2 separate regions of the Homo sapiens genome follow, and region 1 is linked to region 2. The links are chromatin contacts, found by Hi-C or POLR2A ChIA-PET in ENCODE. All regions are on one chromosome and are shown on one strand. Each heading gives the region's core, a stretch centred on a gene start or an enhancer-like site at or near the end of the contact. The rest is flanking DNA. Distances are from core to core; before and after follow the strand shown.

The links. Hi-C counts contacts between places; a loop is a spot of excess contacts on that map. ChIA-PET counts read pairs that join two places held with the same protein, here RNA polymerase II (POLR2A). Pooled maps may share reads with other maps.
Region 1: a map of ascending aorta shows a loop between it and region 2 (4-fold over the local background). The contact joins two enhancer-like sites. A Hi-C loop is called at or near these places in 7 of 168 maps with a recorded cell type or tissue (aorta, ascending aorta, esophagus muscularis mucosa and 4 more) and 9 of 50 pooled maps. POLR2A ChIA-PET finds 5 or more read pairs at or near these places in 3 of 52 experiments (A673, HEK293 and MCF 10A).

What each region holds. Positions count from the first base shown.
Region 1 is chr12:116,319,038-116,322,193 of GRCh38, forward strand. No RefSeq gene overlaps it. Among named protein-coding and RNA genes, the nearest start is that of MED13L, 43 kb to the left of the region's middle. Within about 2 kb of position 1,259, at least 18 of the 41 ENCODE cell types and tissues checked have a DNase peak (open chromatin) inside an H3K27ac peak, as active enhancers do; they include ascending aorta, heart right ventricle, mammary epithelial cell and 1 more, where a contact is called at or near this core.
Region 2 is chr12:116,433,299-116,436,462 of GRCh38, forward strand. No RefSeq gene overlaps it. Among named protein-coding and RNA genes, the nearest start is that of MIR4472-2, 6.6 kb to the left of the region's middle. Within about 2 kb of position 1,538, at least 23 of the 41 ENCODE cell types and tissues checked have a DNase peak (open chromatin) inside an H3K27ac peak, as active enhancers do; they include ascending aorta, heart right ventricle, mammary epithelial cell and 1 more, where a contact is called at or near this core.

The DNA.
Region 1 (3,156 bases), core at 9-2,508, 110 kb before region 2:
GAGAGGGACTGGAGGCCGACGAAGGAGTCCCGCTTCTCCCTCTGGCTCGGGGAGGCCTGGAGTTGCAAAGACGGAATAGGAATTGCATAGCAGTTTTCCTCCAGACGTGATTGAATCGTGCGTGTGCCACTGTTGCATTTCACCCTCCACAGAGGGGTTTCGGGGTGCGGTTTTGCAGTTTCTGAAACACAGCCAGAAAAATCGAAATGATGAAGAAAGGTAACAGTAGGGAAACCCACTCGTACTCATGGATCTGGGGTTTCCCTAGAAACACTGCAAGGCCCGGAAGGCCAGAAAATGCTAACACCTGGATCCGATAGTCCCGACGCCTAAAGAAAAATTGATCTCAATCTTTGCATTATTCTCAACAACCATTAAGTACTTGGTTGGTGAAGCGGAGGCAACGTGCTGTGATTTGGATCCAATTTCATCCACTTGGAAGACAGGAAAGCCAGGTTTTATCCACTGCCAAAACATCTGGTGAATTCAGTTAAAAAAAAAAAAAAGCACCAGTTTGGTGGGGGAGAAAACAAAACCCTCTAGAAACAGTTGTTGGGTATTGGGCGACCAAAATCATTCTGTTGATTGACACCCAATGTTCACTTTTCCGTTGGTTGCTGGTTGAGTAGAGCTTTTCAGAATGGGGAAAGCAAGACTTAGGCGAGAGAAAGGCAGATGACGGGGTTAAAAACATGAACGTTCACACTTTAAGAAAAAGTTAAGTGCACATTTCTTGAGTCCAGCCAAGAAAATGAACAGAATCTCCCTGTTAAGAAGTGGAGTTACTCACCTGATTGAAGAGAGATGACACGGCACAGGGGAAAAAAAAAAAAAAGGTACAGGCTCCTAATAAGAAACAGCCGCATGTGGGATAAAATTAGTGCAAGTTGTATAATCCCAGTTGGCCAGTTGTAAGAACAGGGAGGAGAAAGGAGCAGGGGGAACATGTTTCAGATGTGATTCAAGAGGTCCTGGAGCCCGTCCTGACCCTCTGGGTTGGAATTTCTGACTCTCTTCTCTGCCTTGACTCAGAATAGGAAACCGAATCCTGACCGCGCGTTTCTTTTTATAGAATTAAACTTTCTTGCCAACTTCCTCCAGAGCACAAGATTACCCCTCATCGTCTCTAAACAATACGCCAATCATCAGATGGAAGTGAGGGGGTGCACTGTCCTATTTGCACCAAACATAACCCAGGCCCCCGAGCAGAAGACAAACAACAGGAACAGAGTTTGGCTTTTGTACTGGGCCTGGTAAATACAACATGTTCTTACAGGTTGGAAAACCGTCTGGTTCCTCTTTGTACTTTCCCACTTTCTCCCACTTCTTCTAACTTGAATCTCATCGTTCTGCTTCGACATTGGCCAAGTTCACATTTGCCAGTTGCCGAGTGGATAATGGATGGTTTGTAAGATGAGTCGTATGCTAGGGAGACAGGCAGCTGAATGTATACTGTCTGTGTGAGCAAATGACTTCTTTTGAACCTGAATCCCCACCCGGCCCCATAGGCCATCCATGTGCTGATAGACATTGAAGAAGATGACAACAGAATGACTTAATGCCCATTCATTCAGTCGTCATATTTGTGCTGGCGAGGGAAACCTGCAGAAGCTCCCTTGCCCTGATAATCAGTTAGGAGGGGTCAGTCCTTGTGTGTAAGGTATGCTGGTGCTTGGAAGCCCAAAGGGGACATTAATAGAATGCAAAGTGTTTGGTAGTCCCTCATTAAAAATGGATTTTGTTTTCAGTGCTTTGAGGATGGGAATAGTGAAGTTGGAAACTGTGCTTGTAATTGGGAGCAGGTCTCCTGCCAGATTCTAACAGCTTTAAGGGATATCCAGTTTTGGGTTTACAGTACTACATTCTGGCTCATTGAAATTGCATCTAAACGTTGCCAGAATGTGTCATAAACTACAAAATCTGTACAAAAATATATTGACATAATGACTCTGTAGCCTTAAGTCAGAGGGGTGGGGGAGCCATGTGGCCCCATCAGCATTGTTCTTGCTCTGTCTCACAGCAGACTTGGGTCACCTGGGACAATTACCATTCATGGGATTCCGACCCTGGTCTGACCAGTTCTCTCAGCTGCTTAGAACAGCCTCACCCTGTCCCATGGTCACAAATAGCATCCCTGCCTGTGCCACACCAGATAAGGGGCTGGGGATCAAGCCCAGCAGAACCGTTCCCACTTGTTCCTAGAATAAAGTCCCTCATGTCCTGCTGGCCTCACCATTCTCAGTTCTGATCACTCTTCGCTCGCTGAACTCCAGACACAAAGCATCTTCTTTTTTTTTTAGACAGAGTCTCGATCAGTTGCCCAGGCTGGAGTGCAGTGGTGCAATCTTGGCTCAGCAACCTCTGCCTCCCATGCTCAAGTGATTCTCTTGCCTCAGCCTCCCCAGTAGCTGGGACTATAGGTGCCCACCACCACACCCGGCTAATTTTTGTATTTTTAGTAGAGATGGGGTTTCATCATGTTGGCCAGGCTGGTCTCGAACTCCTGACCTCAAATGATCCACCCGCCTCGACCTCCCAAAGTGCTGGGATTATAGGCGTGAGCCACCATGCCTGGCCAACTCTGCATTTCTAACAAGTTCCCAGGGGATGCTGATGCTGCCGGTCCATGGACCACGCTCTGAGTAGCCACGGTACCAACCTTTCTCAATCAGAGTTCCATGATAAAATAAAGCCTGACTGAAAATGAATTGAGCCACTACTCTCTCTGTTCACCTAAGGATGGTGCCTAACTAGAGCCATTGGCTAGAAGTTAATTCATTACATATCTTACATGCCTTAGGGTAGGTGGTTTTGTTTGTTTGTTTTAATTTTTATTCTTTTAGAGACAAAGTCTTACTCTGTCCCCCAGGCTGGAGCTGGAGTGCAGTGGTGTGATCATAGCTCCCTACGACTTCCAACTCCTGGGCTCAAGAAATCCTCCCATCTCAAACTCCCAAGTAGCTGGGACTACCGGTGAACCTAACCATGCATGGCTAATTTTTTATTTTTTAATTTTTGGTAGAGATGGGGTCTTGCTATGTTGCCCAGGCTGGTCTTGAACTCCTGGACTCAAGCGATCCTCCTGCCTCAGCCACCCAAAGTGATGGGATTACAGGTGTGAGTCTCTGCGCCTGGCCCGGGCAGGGTCCTTACTAC
Region 2 (3,164 bases), core at 288-2,787:
AATTGAGGGATGTTCAATAAAATCTCTGACGTGTGCTCTTGAAAAATGTCAGTGTTATGAAAGATATAAAAAGACACAGGAACTGCTTCAGACTAAAGAAAGCAAAAGAGAGGACAACGAAATGCCATATGACATCTGGAGCTTCCTTTGGTGACAAAGGACATCATCAGTACAAATGGGGAGACCTGGAGAAAGTTTTCAGATGAGACAATAACGCTGTGTCAGTGTTCATTCCCTACGTTTGATCATTGTATTGTGGTTTTGTAAGACAATGTTGCTTGTTTTTAGGAAATTCAGAGTGAAGTATTTCACAGAGGTGTGATGTCTGAGAAAACAAGCATTTTTCTCCTCTTTATAGCTGTATCTACAGAGACAGGGGTGGGGGGTGGGGGAAGGATACAGCAAAGTGGTAATGTGGTAACATTTGGGAAATCTGGGTGACAGGTACATGGGAATTCTTTGTATTGTTCTTGCAACTTTTTCCTAAGTCTGAAATTATATTTCAATAAAAAGTAAATTGGGTTGGGCACAGCGGCTTACACTTGTAATCCCAGTGCTTTGGGAGGCCAAAATGGGAGGATCGCTTAAGGCCAGGGGTTTGTGACTAGCCTGGGAAACATAGCGAGACCCCCATCTCTACTAAAAAGTAAAAAAAATTATCTGGCTGCGGTGGCGTGCGCCTATAGTCCCAGCTACTTGGGAGGCTGAGGTAGGAGGATGACTTGAGCTCAGGAATTCAAGGCTGCGGTGAGCAGAGATCACACCACTGGGTGCCAGCCTGGGCGACAGAGCAAGACCCTGTCTGAAAAATAAATAAATAAATGCATAAAGTAAGAAGTTAATTAAAAAAAAAAAGGAAAGCAAATCATCATGTGTGCATGGCTGCTCACTAAGAGGAAAGAACCAGCCGCCTGGGGCAGGACTATTCAGGCTCTTCCTGGAAGTCCCTGGCTCAGAGCAGACTCTTGCCCCTTTCCCCTGTCCCTCTGCCTCTGGTGGCACGCATGTGACAAGGAGCCACTGACCAGCCTGGCTGCCCGCAAGGCCTGGAGCCCGGCATCTGGAAAGGATCAGCTGCCACCGCTAAACTCACCCCTCCACCCACAGCTCATTCCCGGAGTCTCTGAAGGCGGGGCTGAGCTTTGGGGGTTTCGCAATAAGAATCCACACATATTCTTCTGAGGAGGCTGTCAGGAAAAAGCCTTCTCGGGACATCCCTGCAAGCACTTTGCCAAGCCCTCAGTGACACCTTTGCCTTCCTTGCTCATCTGAATTTTGGGGGTTCCTGTTCAGAGGCCACAGAGCACAGGATAACAGAGATGATGGGTGAGCAGATCTTCTGTCAGGACACTTCCTGGGTGGTTTAGCTATTTTGTCTGCCTGGGGCAGGGAGAGAGGAGAGGATCCCTACGGCCCTAGGGGCATCATGAAGTCTCTCCAAGCTTTTGTGCTGAAATGTACATTTTACCTCTCACTTCCATCCTTGCTGCACTTCTAATGCAGTGCAGGCAGCTTTCATGGGATTTGGGCCATGCAGGACTCGCAAGCTCAGCAATGCCAACCATGCACGTTTCTGGGCAGAGCTTCCGGAGGGGCGTGGGCTGGGCTGGAAAGAGCCAGGGGTTTGGAATCCAAGCGAGTCAGGAGGGCAGTCTCCGATTCACCACTTCCAGGCTGGGCAGCATTGGTCTAAAGGCTTCTCCTAGGGCGGAGCTTAATACCCCCATGTGTAAAATGGAAAAAAACAAACACACAAAAACAAATACCCCCATGTGTAAAATGGAAAAAAAAAACACACATGTGTAAAATGGAAAAAAATAAACATTCCTATCGCGAATGAAGCGATAGGAAAGTGCCCGGCATAAAGTAGATTTGTAAAAAGAAACAAAACCAATTCTGTTTTTTTTTTTTTTTTGGTTTTTTTTTTGAGACGGAGTATCGCTCTGTCACCCACACTGGAGTGCAGTAGCGCGATCTTGGCTCACTGCAAACTCCACCTCCCGGGTTCACGCCATTCTCCTGCCTCAGCCTCCCGAGTAGCTGGGACTACAGGTGCCTGCCAACACGCCCAGCTAATTTTTTTGTAGTTTTAGGAGAGACAGGGTTTCACTATGTTAGCCAGGATGGTCTCGATCTCCTGACCTCCTGATCCGCCCGCCTCGGCCTCCCAAAGTGCTGGGATTACAGGCGTGAGCCACTGTGCCCGGCCTAAAACAAAACCAATTCTGCAATTCCATCTGCATTTAGTGAACACTGACTCGGAGCCAGGGGTAGCACGAGGGCCCTCCCAGCTGTGGGAGGATTTAGGTTCAAATCCACGCCTCACCTCTGAATGACTAAGGTTAAATTACCCAATGTAACATATGCCTGGTTTCCCTACCTGGTAACAGGTATAATAATAGCATCCACTGGCCAGATGCAGTGGCTCACGCCCATAATCCCAGCACTTTGGGAGGCTGAGGCAGATGGATCACCTGAGATCAGGGGTTCGAGACTAGCCTGGCCAACATGGTGAAACCCCATCTCTACTATAAATACAAAATTAGCCAGGTGTGGTGGCACGCACCGGTAATCCCAGTTACTTGGGAGCCTGAGGCAGGACAATCGCTTAGAACCCGGGAAGCAGAGGTTGCAGTGAGCCAAGATTGCACTACTGCACTCCAGCCTGGGCAACAGAGTGAGACTCTGTCTTAATAATAATAATAATAATAATAATAATAATAATAATAAATAGCATCAACCTCTTAGACTCCTGTGGGGATCAGCTGAGTCCATACATGTAAATTCACTAACAGTGAATGCTTCTGTAGCAGACATTGCAGGCCAGACACGGGTCTACACTCTTTATTAGTATTGCTCCCATTTTACAGATGAGGAAACTGAGGCACAGAGAGACTGGGTAATTTAATAAGAGGCAGAGGTGGAATCTGACTCAGGAGTCTGGGTCCAGAGTCAGTGTTCCCAACCCCTGAGCTCTACAGCCACAGGCATACAGTAAGTGCTCAATTCATGTTAGCTGCTACTAATGCAGGGCGAGTTTCACAGGCATGAGATCAGTGCCCACACAGGGGCTGGCGCTTAGAAGGGTAATGCTCTCTCGAAGCTCTGCTGTCACCAACTTGAACTTCGTAATAATTTTTGCACAAGGGACTCTGCATTTTCAT